Linked DNA regions of Homo sapiens: region 1 is linked to region 2. The links are chromatin loops, found by intact Hi-C in ENCODE. Cell type or tissue: heart right ventricle. All regions are shown on one strand. Each heading gives the region's core, and the rest is flanking DNA. Links, peaks and the distances in the headings are about the cores only.

Region 1 (8,337 bases), core at 138-8,137, 45 kb after region 2:
AAATCTGACTAAGAATAAACCATGCTTCAGAAATGTACTTTGAAAGGAAGAGATTTTAAGTCACCTATAATCTAACACCCACACCGATCTGTGATGAACACATAGCATGAGCAAGAAATGAACCTTTGTGACTGATGCCACTAAGAATTGGGATCCTTTGTCACCGTAACATATTCTGTATATTCTGATATACACATTAAAGGAGTTTAGTATTTATCTGCATCATCCCTATCTCCAGTGTTTGGAATGTTCTGCACAAAGCGGGAACTTCTGCACAGCAAAAGAGATTATCAACAGAGTAAACAGACAACCTACAGAACGGGAGAAAATATCTGCAAACTATGCATTCAACAAAGGCCTGGCCTGGCTCAGTGGCTCACACCTGTAATCCCAGAACTTTGGGAGGCCGAGGTGGGTGGATCACAAGGTCAGGAGATCGAGACCATTCTGGCCAACATGGTGAAACCCCATCTCTACTAAAAATACAAAAATTAGCTGGGTGCGGTGGTGCACGCCTGTAGTCCCAGCTACTCGGGAAGCTGAGGCAGGAGAATTGCTTGAACCCGGGAGGCACAGGTTGCAGTGAGCTGAGATCGCACCACTGCACTCCAGACTGTAACAGAAAGAGACTCCATCTCAAAAAAAAAAAGGCCTAATATACAGAATCTGTAAGGAACTTAAATCAACAAGCAAAAAACTAGCATTAGGAGATATACTTAATGTAAATGACAAGTTAATGGGTGCAGCACACCAACATGGCACCTTGTATACATATGTAACAAACCTGCAAGTTGTGCACATGTACCCTAGAATTTAAAGTATAATAAAAAAATAGTTTATAATAAAAAAAAAACAAGCAAAAAACAACCCCATTTAAAAATGGGCAAAGGGCATGAACAGACACTTCTCAAAAGAAGACATATGTGGCCAACAAGCATATGAAAAAATGCTCAACATCACTTATCATTAGAGAAATGCAAATCAAAACCACAATGAGATACCATCTCACACAAGTCAGAATGGCTATGATTAAAAAGTCACACACAAAAAAAACATGTTGGCAAGGTTGTAGAGAAAAGGGAAGGCTTATACACTGCTAGTGGGAATGTTAATTAGTTCAGCCACTGTCAAAAGCACTTTGGGGATTTCTCAAAGAACTGAGAACTACCATTCAATCCAGGTATCCCATTACTGGATATATACCCAAATTAATAGAAATCGTTCTACCATAAAGACACACATACACATATGTTCATCACAGGACTTTGCACAACAGCAAAGACATGGAATCAACCTAACTGCCCATCAACAGCGGACTGGATAAAGAAAACATGGTACATATACGAGACAGAATACTGTGCAGCCATAAAAAAAGAATGAAATGATCCTTTGCAACAGCATGGATGCAGTTGGAGGCCATTATTCGTAAGCGAATTAATTAACAGAAAGCCAAATACTGTGTGTTCTAACTTCCAAGTGGGAGCTAAACACTAAGTACATGTGGACACAGAGGGGACCAAGAGACACCAAGGCTTACTCGAGGGTGGAGGCTGGGAGGAAGTTGAGGATCCAAAAACTACCTACTGGGTACTATGCTCACTATCTGAGTGACAAAATGATTTGTGCTCTAAGCCTCAGCGACACGCAATGTGCCCATGTTAACAAATCTGTGCATGTAACCCCTGAACCTAAAATAAAAGCTGGAAGGAAAAAAAACAAGTGGGAACTCAGGTTTATTAGAAAACTTTAAAATATGGAATGAATGTAGGACATTTTTAAAGAGAATAGTCAAAGGTTAGCAGAATAACCAAATGTTTTCAATGAAAAGATTACAAAAGTTGAAGTAACCACATTTTTAAAAAGCACAGCGTTAGCATATAAATGGGAGCATGCTTTTACTCTCCTCTTCACCCAAAATACATACTTCTACTACTTCCTCACCATGCTGAGGTCAAAAACTGGAGGCTTAGGGCTGGGCGCAGTGGCTCACACCTGTAATCCCAGCACTTTGGGAGGACAAGGCAAGTGGATCACCTGAGGTCAGTATTTCGAGACCAGCCTGGCCAACACGGCAAAACCCAGTCTCTACTAAAAAAAAAAAAAAAAAAAAATTAGCCAGGCGTGGTGGCAGATGCCTGTAATCACAGCTACTAGGGAGGCTGAGGCACGAGAATCGCTTGAACCCAGGAGGCGGAGGTTGCAGTGAGCCAAGATCGCATCACTGCACTCCAGCCACGCGACAGAGCAAGACTCTGTCTCAAAAAGAAAAAAAAAGAAAACCCTGGGGGCTCAGGATTCAACAAAGCATTGTTGAAAGCAGTCACTACCAATCAACCGGGCCTCAACATGAAATTATCTGCCATCGCAAGAACTTCAGTATCATAATTCTCACACATGAGAAAATTAGGCCTATGGTGATAAACCAATTGCTCAAAGTGGTAAAGACTATTTACTAGCTATTTCTGTAATATTTATTCCCACCATCAGTAACCAGACTTTGAACCTATTCTAAGTAGCAAGGTACTCATCTAAAAAAACTACATTCCCAACCAGGCGCAGTGGCTCACGCCTGTAATCTCAGCACTTTGGAAGGCCAAGGCAGGCAGATCACGAGGTCAGGAGATCAAGATCAACCTGGCTAACACGGTGAAACCCCGTCTCTAATAAAAATACAAAAAATTAGCCAGGCATGGTGGCCTGTAGTCCCAGCTACTCAGGAGGTGGAGGCAGGAGAATGGCATGAACCCGGGAGGCGGAGCTTACAGTGAGCCAAGATCACACCAATGCACTCCAGCCTGGGCAACAGAGCGAGACTCTCATCTCAAAAAAAAAAAAAGAAAAAAAGAAAAAAAAACTACATTCCCAGCCGGGTGCGGTGGCTCACGCCTGTAATTCCAAAACTTTGGGAGGCCAAAGCAGGTGGATCACCAGAGGTCAGGAGTTCGTACCAACCTGACCAACATGGTGAAACCCTGTCTCTACTAAAAATACAAAAATTAGCCAGGCTTGGTGGTGCATGCCTGTAATCCCAGCTACTTGGGAGGCTAAGGCAGGAGAATCGCTTGAACTCGGGAGGCGGAGGTTGCAGTGAGCCAAAATCATGTCATTGCACTCCAGCCTGCATGACAGAGCGAGACTCTGTCTCAGAAAACAAACAAACTACATTCCCAGCCTCCCTTGCAGCTACAGGTAGCCATGTGAACTCTGTGATAGTTCTAGCCAATTATATGTAAGAGAAAACATACAATATTTCTTCAAAGGAGGAGGCTGTGTGCCCTTGGACTCCTTTCTGTATTTTGCTTCATGGGACATGCATGTAATGTAATTGGGACTTTAGTAGCCATCAAGGAATCTTAGGGCAAAGGCCACAACCTAGAAATGTCTGAGAAGTTAGATAAAGGGAGACACTCCTGATGACTTTGCAGTGTAGAGGGACAATACCAGCCTCAGTACCTACCCTCCAGATTTTGAAGTGAAACAGAAATAAACACTCCTGTTCAAGTCATTATTATTACGGGGTTTTCAATCACATAAAGACAAACCTAGTCCTTACTGATATACCCGGCTGTTAAGAATTGGCCCAGAAATAGAAATCAGTTCTTCTGTCAAGAGTCCAGGATGCTCAAATATATAAAGATCTCTGTACAAGTCAACAAAAATAAATAAATAAATAAACTATATCCTTTTTAGGGTTGATATTCATAATTGTTTTATCTTTCTATTCTGTATGACCTAACTATAGCCCAATCTACACTGTGACAATTCCATTTTTAAATACTATTTAAAGTCCTCAATAATAAAAATCTGTATTTCAAAATACTTTAGAAAAATAAAGGGTAAGGTTAAGGAGAAACTTCATTTAACTATTTCAGTAAAAGAGGATGGAAAATAATGATTTTTATCACTCGTATCCCAAATGCATTTTTTTTTTCTGAGACCGGGTATTGTTCTGTCACCCAGGCTGGGTGGGGTGCAGTTGCAGGATCATAGCTCACTGCAGCCTCCAACTCCTCTGCTCAAGTGATCCTCCCACCTCAACCTCCTAAGTAGCTGGGACTAAAGGCATGTACTACCACACCCAGCTCCAAATACTCTTTGTTCTTAGCGTCCCTTAATTCAGAAAACTATCTGCTTCCAGCAAAACAGATTAAAACAACCAGCATTTTACTTATTTATGATTTCGTAACCTGGACTGAGCTTAGCTAGGTGGTTCCTCTGTTAATCTTTTTTTTGTGTGTGAGAGAGAGAAACAAGGTTTCACTCTGTCGCCCAGGCTTGAGTGCAATGGCAAGATAATGGTTCACTGCAGCCTCACCCTCCTGGGCTTGACCAATCCTCCCACCTCAGCCTCCTAAGTAGCTAGGACTACAGAGACATGCCACCACACTCAGCTAATTTCTGTATTTTTTTGTAGAGACAGTGTCTTGCTATATTGCCCGGGCTGGTCTTGAACTCCTGGGCTCAAGTGTTCCACATGCCTTGGCCTCCCAGAGTGCTGGGACTGCACAGTCATAAGCCCCCACGCCGGCCCCTTCGCTAATCTTACTAATCACTTTTGTGTCTGTATTCAACAGGCAAGTCAACTAAGGGCTGAAGGCAGCTAGGACACTGAGATAGTTAAGCCTCCCTCTTTCCATATAGTCCTGGAATCTCTTCCTCTCCACATCATCTCTCCAGCAAGGTATGACAGCTTCTTGCACGGCAGCAACTCAGAGCTCCCAAGAGTACAAAAGTAGAAGCTGCCTGACATGCTCAAGGCTTGTACCCAAAAATAGCAAAGTGTCATTTTTGCTATGTTCTACTGGTTAAAGTGAGTCACAGGGCTAGGCGAGATACAAAGAGAGATGACTATACAATAGCATGAATACCCATAGGCATGATTTACTATGGGTCTACACCAATACAGTAGACTACCATCTCCTTTATTTACTGTAAAAGTAACACCTTAATATATGACTTCTAGTATTCCATAATCTCTCTGGGGCTCAGTTATCTATAAAATGAGGGGTTAGACTCAATCTTCTTGAATTCTCATCTATTAATAGTTCTAATATTCTACAACTCTATAAGTATGAAAGTCTAATATAAGAAACACTTAGGGCCAGGCACAGTGGCTCACACCAGTAATCCCTGCACTTTGGAAGGCCAAGGTGGGTGGATCACCTGAGGTCAGAAGTTCGAGACCAGCCTGGCCAACATGGTGAAACCCCATCTCCATTAAAAATAGAAAAATTAGCCAGGCGTGGTGGAGGGGCGCCTGTACTCTCAGCTACTCCGGGGTCTGAGGAAGGAGAATCGCTGGAACCAGGGAGGCATAGGTTGCAGTAAGCCGAGATCGTGCCACTGCACTCCAGCCAGGGTGACAAGAGCGAAACTCCGTCTCAAAAACAAACAAACACTTGGCCATACTGACCAAACACTTCAACTATGGTAGAACAATTCAATGAGAACTTTAAGAATATGGTTATGTTTCATTTTGTCATTTTATATTCAACTATGTGCTTATTCCAAATGTGGTCCATATGACTAGAATCCCAAAGATCAGGAAATCAAGGAAATTCTTTTTTTGCTAGGCTCCACTAAAAGAACACCACCACACAGACTTCACTGAGACCATCAAGTATGCTGCTTCTAATGTAAATCGATTACAATAAGGTGTAAAGATTTAAAGTGACCAAGGATAAAAGATGTAAGAAATCATTTTAAAACCACCTAAAACAAGTCTCACTGAGGGAGGCCTACTAATAAAACCCTAGCCAGTAGAGTTATAATATGTAAAAATCTACTCTAACAACATTTAAAAGTTTGAGCAATAAAAAACTTTGGAATAATATTACTACATATACAACTCCTAGGGAATTGCTTTGACTGTTTTTCGTGTATTGCTCATAATGAAAAACATTTCATAGAGATTTCTGCTGACCTAGCTTTTTAAAAATCTTTCTTCTATATATTGGGGACATCTGCGTACAAAGAAAATCTTTGCCACCCCACTATCCCCGCCTCCAATAACAACTGCATTATTTTATGTCATAGTTTTTTTTTTTTTTTTTTTTTTTGGGAGATAGGGTCTCGCTCTGTCACCCAGGCTGGAGTGCAGTGGCATGATCACAGCTCACTGTAGCCTCCAACTCCTGGGCTCAAGCAATCCTCCCATCTCAGCCTCCCAAGTAACTGGAGCTACAAGTGCATACCACCGCATCCAGCTATTTTTAATTTTTTGTAGAGATGGGGATCTCACTATGTTGCCCAGGCTGGTCTCTAACGCCTAGACTTAAGCAATCCTCCCACCTTTGCTTCCCAAAGCACTGGGATTACAGGTGTGAGCCAACATACCCAGCCTTATATCATGGCATTTTTGGAGTGAGTTTGGTTTCTAATCACTTCTGTCTCTAAATAGTTTATAACAGGCAACTGATTGATAATTGATGATTAGTGGCAATGACAGTAACAACAGTAGTTAAATCCTTACAACAGCACCTCTTAATAGGACTTAGTCTATGCCAGAAACTGTTCTAAATTCTACACATATATATAAATTCATAACAATCCTAAATTAGGTGTATTATTACGTCCTCTCTACAGGTGAGGCAACCATAGCACAAAAAATTTAAGTAACTTGCCCAAGGTCAAACAGCTAATATGTAGTACAACCTAGACTTGAATCCAGAAGGTCTAGGCTCTATAATCAGTGATGCCCCCAGAATTTGGTTTTCTCATTTGTCAAATGATTTACCATTTCTGAAGTATTAAGCTTTTTTCTTTTTTTAAATGCATAAATGTATACTGAAAGAATATACTCCCCAGAGTTTTTTTTTGTTTTGTTTTGTTTTGTTTTTGAGACAGAGTCTCACTCTGTCGCCCAGGCTGGAGTGCAATGGCACGATTTCAGCTCACTGCAAACTCTGCCACCCAGGTTCAAGCAATTCTCCTGCCTCAGCCTCCCGAGTAGCTGGGATTACAGGCGCCTGCCACCATGACTGGCTAATTTTTGTAGTTTTAGTAGAGACGGGGTTTCACCATCTTGGCCAGGCTGGTCTTGAACTCCTGACCTCGTGACTCACCCTCCTGGCCTCCCAAAGTGCTGGGATTACAGGCGTTAGCCACTGCGCCCGGCCCCCAGAGTATTAATATTTATTATGTATTCTTCCCAATCTTTTTATATGCACAAAATATACACACAGTTTGGGTTTATGTGCTTTTCACAAAATAAAGTTACTGCTAAACTTACTGCTTTACAACTTTTGGAAAGGTTTTTCTCTAGTTCAACAATGTATCATAGACATTCTCCCACTTCAGGGCCCACAGATCTATCTCTATGTCTTGATTTAAAACTGCATGGTAGTCCATTGATGCATATTTTGTTGTTGCCAACTTTTCTCTACTACTAATACTGCTGCCATGAGCATCTTGTATGTATATGTTGTCCATTTGTCATGAGAATATATTCTGATTTCCTTTCTTGTTTTTCCGGGTATAACTGGTCCCCTATCTCCTAAGGGCAACAAAGCATCCTAATCCTTTACTAATTCCCATACGCCATATTCTCAGTGATTACATGTTAAGTCACATCTTTAAATACTTATCCTAATCGATTCCTCAACTCCAGTCCTACTTCCCCGAATGCTTAGCAGGCATCCAATCTATTTGGATGCCTGCTACAACATCTATGCCAGAAACTGCCGAATTCCTCCTTTGCAGTGACTGGAATCTTCCTCCCCATTCGCACTACCAACATTCTATGCTTTGGCTTGATCTCTCACACTACAACTATTGTAACAGCCTATTATCTCTGCCTCCAGGTAACTCCTGTCTCCATATTATTACCACAGTGTTTTTTTAATAATAGGCATCATTAAATCACCAAGTATTTGAGTGCCTACATTCAAATGCATAAATGCTAAACAGAATACAAAGTAATTTAGTAAGGTTCCTATCCTCAAGAATACTGTAAATACCTGCTTTGAAAACTTTCATTTAAAAAATAAAATAACTGGGCATAAAGCAGAGATTGAGACCTGTAGTCCCCTGGTGGTCCGCAGATTAAACCTAGCCTACAAAGTATAGGCGCAAATACCGTTTTAGATTCTAATTAATGAAAAACACTTAAAATCCAAGTTTAAAAATCATAAAAAGGGCTGGGTGCGGTGGCTCATGCCTGTAATCCCATCATTTTGGGAGGCTGAGGCAGGTGGATCACCTGAGGTCAGGAGTTCGAGACCAGCCTGGCCAACATGGTGAAACCCCGTCTCTACTAAAAATACAAAAAAAAAAAAAAAAAAAAAAACTAGCCGGGCATGGTGGTGGGTGCCTGTAATCCTGGCTACTCAGGAGGCT
Region 2 (8,337 bases), core at 195-8,194:
GAGAGGCGGAGCTTGCAGTGAGCCGAGATCGCAGCATTGTACTCTAGCCTTAGTGACACAGGGAGACTCTGTCTCTCAAAAAAAAAAAAAAAAATTGAAGAGAAAAACACAAGGAAAAAAATCCATGCAAAATCAATTTTTCAGAACTCCTCGATTAAAAAATAATGTCAAACATTAAGAGGAATATCCATTTTGCTTACAGACATACCTCATTTTATTTCACGTCACAGATAATAAGTTGTTTGTTTGTTTGGGGACACAGTCTCACTCTGCTGCCCAAACTGGACTGCAGTGGCACAATCTCGGCTTACTGCAACCTCCGCCTCCCAGGTTCAAGTGGTTCTCCTGCCTCAGCCTCATGAGTAGCTGAGACTACAGGCACGTGCCACCACACCCAGCTGATTTTTTATTTTTAGTAGAGACAGGGTTTCACCATGCTGGCCAGGCTGGTCTCAAACTCCTGACCTCAGGTGATCTGCCCACCTCGGCCTCCCAAAGTGCTGGGATTACAGGCGTAAGCCACCACACCCAGCGAGTTTTTTTTAAAATAGCAAAGGCTTTTGTCAACCTTGCACTGAACAAGTCTTTTTTTTTTTGAGACGGAGTCTTGCTCTGTCGCCCAGGCTGGGGTGCAGTGGGATGATCTTGGCTCAATGAAACCTCTATCTCCCAGGTTCAAGCAATTCTTCTGCCTCAGTCTCCCAAGTAGCTGGGATTACAGGCGCCCACAACCACGCCCAGCTAATTTTTGTATTTTTAGTAGAGACAGGGTTTCACCATGCTGGCCAGGCTGGTCTCAAACTCCTGACCTCAGGTGATCCACCCGCCTCAGCCTCCCAAGTGCTGGGATTACAGGTGTGAGCCATAGTACCCAGCCTGAACAAATCTACTGACACCATTTTCCAGCAGCATGCACTCACTTTGTGTCTCTGTGTTACGTTTTAGTAATCCTCAAAGTATTTTGAACTTTTTCATTATTATTATATCTGTGATAGTGATCTACGATCAGTGATATATATATATTTTTTCCTTTGGTTGAGAAAGGGTCTTGTTCTGTCACCCAGGCTGGAGTGCAGTGGCACAATCACAGCTCACTGCAGCCTCAACCTTCCGGACTCAAGTGCTCAGCCTCATCGGTAGGTGGGACAACAGGCATGTACCACCACACCTGGCTGATTTATTTTTTATAGAGATGGGGTGTCACCATGTTGCTCAGGCTAGTCTCAAACTCAAGCGATCCTCCTGCCTTGGCCTCCCAAAGTGCTGGGATTCCAGGAGTGAGCTACCATGCTATCTTTGATGTTACTATTGTAATTGTTTTGGAACACCATGAACCACGCCCACATAAGATGGCTAACATATAATGTGTGTTCTGACTGCTCCACCAATTAGCCATTCCCTATCTCTCTTTCTCCCTCTTTTCAGACCTCCCGTTTCCCCAACACACAACCATATTGAAATTAGGCCAATTAGTTAACCCTAATCCTACAATGGCCTCAAACAATTCAGGGAAAGGAAAAGTCATGTGCCTCTCACTTTAACTGAAAAGCTACAAATGATTAATCTTAGTGGGGAAGGCATATCAAAAAGTGAGAAAGGCCTAAGGCTAGACCTCTTGTACCACTCAGCCAATTGTGAATGTAAATGAAAAATTCTTGAATAAAATTAAAAGCACTATGTCAGTGAACATGAAACAATCTTGTTGCTAATATGAAGAAAGTTTTAGTGGTCCATATGGAAGATTAAACCAGCCATAACATTCCCTTAAGCAAAAAGCCTAATCCACAGCAAGGCTCTAACCTTCTTCAATTCTATGAAGGCTGAGAGAGGTGAGAAAACTGCAGAAGAAAAACTGGAAGCAAGTAGAGATTGGTTCATGAGGAAAAATGCTCTCGTCATAACATAAAAGTGGAAAGTGAAGCAGCAAGTGCTGACATGGAAGCTGTAGCAAGTTATCTAGAATATCTAACTAAGATCATTGCTGGAGGTGGCTATACTAAACAAGGTGTTTTATGTAGACAAAAGAGCCTTCCATTAGAAGAAGATGCCATCTAGGACTTTCACAGCTAGAGAGGGAAAATCAATGCCTTGCTTCAAAGGTCAGGCTGGGGCCACACCTGTTATCCCAGCACTTTGAGAGGCCAAGGTAGGAGAATCGCTTGAGCCCAGGAGTTCAAGGCCAGCCTGGGCAACAAGGCGAGACTCTTGTCTCTTTTAAAAATAATAAATAAATAAATAAAAACTGACTCTCTTGTTAGGGGCTAATGCAGCTGGTAACTTGACGTTGAAGCTAATGCTCATTTGCCACTCAAAAAGTCCTAGAGCTCTTAAGAATTATGCTATATCTAATCTGCTTGCTGTCTACATATGGAACAACAGTCTCCTGGATGACAGCACATCTGTTTAGAGGTTGGCTTACTGAATATTTTCAGTCCACTGTCAAGACCTACTGCTAAGGAAAAAACATTCCTTTCAAAATATTAGCACTCACTAACAATGGACCAGGTCATTCGAGGGCTTTGATGGATATGTTCAGAAAGAAGAATGTTACTTTCATGCCTGCCAGTACGATACATCTATCCTGCAGCCCACGTATCAATGAGTAATTTCAATTTTTAAGTCTTACTGTTTAAGAAATACATTTCGGCCAGGTACGGTGGCTCATGCCTGTAATCCCAGCACTCTGGGATGCCAAGGCAGGCGGATCACTTGAAGCCAGGAGTTCAAGAAGACCCTGGCCAACATGGCAAAACCCTATTTCTACTAAAAATACAAAAATAAGCCGGGCGTGGTGGCACACACCTGTAGTCCCAGATACTCGGGGGAGCTGAGTCAGGAGAATCGCTTGAACCAGGAGGCAGAGGTTGCACTAAACCAAGATCGCACCACTGCACTCCAGCCAGGGCGACAAAGCGAGACTCCGTCTCAAAAAAAAAAAAAAAAAAAAGTGATTCCTGTAGTAGATTTGGGCAAAGTAAACTGAAAACCTTCTGGAAAGGATTCACCACCGTAGATGTCATTAAGAACATTCATAATTCATGAGAGGAAGTCAAAATATCAACATGAACAGGTGTCTGGAAGAAGTTGATTCCAACTCTCATGGATAACTTTGAGGGGTTCAAGACTCAAGTGGAGGAAGTCATTGCAGATGTAGTGGAAACAGCAAGAGAATTAGAAGTGGAGCCTGAAGATGTGACTGGATTGCTGCAATCTCATGATAAAACTTGAACAGATTAGGAGTTGTTCCTTACAGATGAGCCAAGAAAGTGGTTTCTTAAAGATGGAATCTACTCCTGGTGAAGAGGCTGTGAAATTGTTGAATAACAACAAAGGATTCAGAATACTATATAACCTTAGTTGTTAAAGCAGTGTTTGAGCTGACTCCAATTTTGAAAAAAGTTCTACTTTTGGGTAAAAAATGCTATCAAACAGCATCACGTGCTACAGAGAAATCTTTCATGAAAGAAACAGGCAATCAATGTAGCAAACTTCATTGTTGTCTTATTGTAAGAAACTACCAGAGGCACCCCAACCTTCAGCAATCACTGCTGGGATCAGTCAGCAGCCACCAACATCCTCTATCAGCAAAAAATCTTACAATTTACTGAAAGCTCAGATGATCAGTAGCATTTTTTAGCAATAAAGTATTTTTAAATTAAAGTATGCACATTGGTTTTTTAAATATAACGCTACTGAACATTTAATAGACTGCAGTAGAATATAAACATAATATTTACATGCACTGGTAAACCAAAATATTTGTGTGCCTTGCTTTATGGTGATACTCACTTTATTGTGGTAGTCTATAATGGAACCTACAGTATCTCCAAGGTATGCCTGTATTTACTTTGGTACCAATTCTAGATATATATCTGCATATACCCAGGTATTTAACTTCCTGGTCTCATGTTCCTTAAATAGTTAATAAGAAAGAGTAATTATGAACCATGCAGAGCAATTAACAAGCCTAACTTCCAATATTTTCTTCACTCTGAAGTAAGTATTTCCAACAGTGTATTATGTCAGAAGTTCTCAGTTTTGGGGGTGCTGTATCTTAATTTTTCTGTACTCTATTTTCAACTTCACTGAAATAATACAAGCTCTATCTTCCTTACAAATTTATAAGGAATCAAATGAAATGAAATATATAAAAGTTGTCCTCTTTCTCCCATCTTCAAAAAACTTCCCCCGCACTTCATTTCCTGTTAGCCCTCTCTCCTTCAACAGCCTGGTCTGTAGAAAGAGTCCATACATGGCCTCCCTCCACTCCCTCATCTTCCATTCATTCCTTGTTCCAAGGCCCTCCCAACACCACTGAAACTTTTTTCAATGCCCTTTTTTTAAATTATTATTATTTTTTTAAAAAGCAAATTCTGCCCCCATCTTTTCATTCTTTCAGTTGAACCACTTTTTCCAAAACACTGTGCAGATATAAAAAATACGTAGTTAAGGCCAGGGTGCAGTGGCTCATGCCTGTATTCCCAGCACTTCGGGAGTCCAAGGCAGGCAGAACACAGGTCTGGAGTTCAAGACCAGCCTGGTCAACATGGTGAAACCCCATCTCTACTAAATATACAAAAATAAGCCAGGCGTGGTGGTGGGCACCTGTAATCCCAGCTACTCAGGAGGCTGAGGCAGGAGAATCGCCTGAACCCAGAAGGTGGAGGTTGCAGTGAGCCGAGATCATGCCACTGCACTCCAGCCTAGGCGACAGAGTAAGACTCTGTCTCCAAAAAACAAACAAACAAAAATGGACAAAGGAGCCAGGCGTGGTGGTGCACACATAGAGCCCCAGCTACTCAGAGGCTGAAGTAGGAGGATCACTTGAGCTAGAGGATCACTTGACCCCAGGAGTTCAAGGCTGCAGTGAGCTAGAACTGTGCCACTGCAATCCAGCCTGTGTGACAGAGTAAGACTCCATCAAAAAAGACAAGGACAAAGACATGACAAGAGAGAAAAAATAAGTATAAAAGACAGAGAGAGAGAGACTTCAAAAAGGAGGACAGGGCAGGGCACAGTGGCCCATGCCTGTAATCCCAGCACTTTAGGAGGCTGTAATGGGAGGATCACTTGAGCCCATGGGTTCGAGACCAGCCTAGGCAACACAGCGAGACCCCAGTATCTACAAAAACTAGCCGGGAATGGCTGGGCATGGTGGCTCACACCTGTAATCCTAACACTTTGGGAGGCCGAGGCAGGCGGATTGCCTGAGCTCAGGAATTCGAGACCAGCTGGGTAACATGGTGAAACCCCATCTCTACTAAAATATAAAAACTTAGCCAGGGGTGGCAGCATGTGCCTGTAGTCCCAGCTACTTGGGAGGCTGAGGCAGGAGAATCACTTGAACCCAGGAGGCAGAAGTTGCAGTGAGCTGAGATCACACCACTACACTACTTCACTCCAGGATGGGCAACAGAGCGAGACTCCATCTCCAAAAAAAAAAACAAAACAAAACAAAAAACAAAACAAAAAAAACTAGGCTGGGCACAGTGGCTCACACCTATAATCCCAGCACTTTGGGAGGCCGAGGCAGGCAGATCACCTGAGGTCAGGAGTTCAAGGCCAACCTGACCACTATGATGAAACCCCACCTCTACTAAAAACACAAAAATTAGCTGAGCATGGGGGCATGCGACTATAGTCACAGCTACTCGAGAGGCGGAGACAGGAGAGTCGCTTGAACCCGGGAGGCAGAGGTTGCAGTGAGCCGAGATCGCACCATTGCACTCCAGCCTGGGCAACAAGAGCGAAACTCTGTCTCAAAAGAAAAAAAAAAAAAAACTAGCCGGGCACAGTATTGCGCACCTGTATTCCCAGCTACTTGGGAGGCTGAGATGGGAGGGTCATTTGGGCCCAGAAATTCGAAGCTGCAGTCAACTATGATTGTGCCACCGCACTCCTGCCTAAGTAACAGAATGAGATCTTGTAATTTAAAAAATAAAAGGATAGGTAGGATTTACAGACTGGAAAATGGGAAAAAGATGAGAGTGGAAAAAGGAAGGAGGGGTAGCACGAATGGCGGGCAGGTGGACAGAAAAGTAAAATTCAGCCATGTTCAAAAGGGAACAAATAAAAGCACCGAAAGGTAAGACAGACCTAGTATATTTATGACTTGAATCCCAAGCTACGAAACTGGAACATAATTTAGCAGAGAGACTCCAAAAGTTTTACAGCAAAAAGTATTAGAATCATTTATATACTGGGAAAAAATAGCCTCCTCATTTTAATAATCCAGATTGGGAAATCAGATCTAAAACAGATGTTCAATGGACATCCCATTTCTTTTGTAAAAGCAACTTGAGTGGTCAGTCATCAAGTTTTGTTCTGTTTTTAATTCACAATGAAAATCTGACTACTCATTTATTCAACAAATATTTGAGTGCCAGCTATGTGCTAGGCACTGTTCTAAACACGCCAATAACATTTATTTAGTGGGATTGATTCTGTACTCTAGAACAATGGTTCTTAACTGGGGAGAGGGAGTAATTTTTGCTCCCCAAGGGACATCTGGCAATGTCTAAAGACATTTTTGGTTGTCACGGGGGCAGGGAGGGGGGGAGGGGTGCGGGTGTGCTACTATATCTAGCGGGTGGAGGCCAGGAATGCTGCTTAACATCCTACACACAGGAGATACTGCCCATGACAAGGAATTAGCTAGTCCAAAATGTCAACAGTGCCAAAGCTGAATAAATCTGTTCAAGAGCAACACATTTCTATTCCCTCTTCCATAGTAATTGTTAATAAACATTAGTTCCATTTTCTACTATTTCTGTTCTACAATAGAGGCTTTAAAATATCTTAAGAAATATAACACCATTTTAATAATTTGGCAAGTAGAAGTAAAGATACCATGAATCCTGAGATTTCACTTTCAAAAATGTATAAGCTACATTTATTTTACAATATAACTTTTAGGAACAAAGTTGTCTTCTCCTTCTGACACTGACTGTTATCAAAAACTGTGCTAAAAGCTTTGAGTGATGTTTGATTATTCCTTTTATTTTGGGGTCCTTATAGCAGTTAATTACCACATTCTGCCAGTTCTTTCCAAGTGAATGCCTCACATTTCAACGGATCCTTTTCTATTACCAATGTATCATCTGAAATATTTTACTAACTGGTTTTTCTGAAGCTCAATGTCCATGTCTCCTTCCCTCCCAAGCTATCCCTACCCATTAATACTGTATTTTTCACCTGCTCAAAAGTCCATATGGTTGCCCGTAACATACCAAATAAGAACCTAATTCCTAAAGCTTGACATTCAAATCCTTTTTTCAACTAGCTACAATCCACTTTTCCAACTCTTTTTTCCACTGCTCTCCCTCAGGAGTAGCCTTTTTTAGCAAAATGACTTATTCTGAGATACATAAACAACCTTTCCAGATCAGAGACATCAAAAGCCATTCAGGCTTCATTGAGACAAAAGATACGCATTCAACTCAGAATAACAGTAAGAAATCAACTTATAGGGAAACCAGATCTAGCCATGTTCTATAAACATGAGAGATAACCCTGTTGGCTCATGCCACTGTCCTTATTTATAACGGCCCCTATTTGCCTTTCTACTTCTCTGAACTCCTTATCCTTCAAATCTACCATCTTTTCAAAAACCCAAACACAGAGTCACCTCAGTCACCATTACCTGCCCTTCCCCCACCCCACCCAATGCCTGTGGCTTTCAGGTCATTTATTTTGCAATAAACTTGTCATCTCAATTTTACTGGTTCTCTTTTAGATTCAGACAGCTGAGATTATGATAGATTCATTAGTAAGCTGAATGGGGAAGAAAAGGATATTTACATTCCCAGGCCAATTTTCAATGCTTTTTGGAAGATTCTGTTAAATTCACAATTTCCAGAACTGGCAAGGAATAGGTAAATATATACACTCATATATTACTGGTAAGAGTATAAATTGGTATAATTATCCTAAAGTGATATCTGCCAACATTGAAAGTCTTTAAAATCTGTATACTCTTTGGCCTAGGAATTCAACTTGAAAATTTATCATGAGTAAATTATAAAATGTACAAAGGTTTAACTATAAAGACACTCATCTCTGCATTGTTTCTAACTCTCAAAGATTGAGGTGGAGGGGAAAATTCCTTGTCCAATAAAAAAAGACTATTCCATGAATCATTTATTTAAGTAATGTAATACTCTGCAACTACTAAAATCCTATAGTATCATGGTTATTGACATGTAACTCTTTTAATGGCTTTCTTTCCTAAGCTAAGAAAAATACAAACATGATTCCACATAATGTATTTCAAATATTTGTATACATTTTTCTACTTTTCTATATTTTCCACACATCTATATATAATTTGTGTGTGTG

The links. Hi-C counts contacts between places; a loop is a spot of excess contacts. Peaks named below come from ENCODE experiments on the same cell type or tissue, not always from the same donor. Only the 100,000 strongest peaks of a DNase experiment are listed, where the experiment ranks them.
Region 1: a loop joins it to region 2, with 1.9 times the contacts of the local background. A loop is called at or near these places in 12 of 110 quality-filtered maps.

What each region holds. Positions count from the first base shown.
Region 1 is chr7:152,420,195-152,428,531 of GRCh38, forward strand. All of the region lies in intron 1 of KMT2C (lysine methyltransferase 2C), which reads right to left. Among named protein-coding and RNA genes, the nearest start is that of KMT2C, 12 kb to the right of the region's middle. In heart right ventricle, for the core only: no CTCF peak of the experiment used is centred there; no DNase peak of the experiment used is centred there.
Region 2 is chr7:152,374,808-152,383,144 of GRCh38, forward strand. The region is part of intron 1 of KMT2C (lysine methyltransferase 2C); the gene reads right to left. Among named protein-coding and RNA genes, the nearest start is that of KMT2C, 57 kb to the right of the region's middle. In heart right ventricle, for the core only: no CTCF peak of the experiment used is centred there; a DNase peak (open chromatin) is centred at 5,150.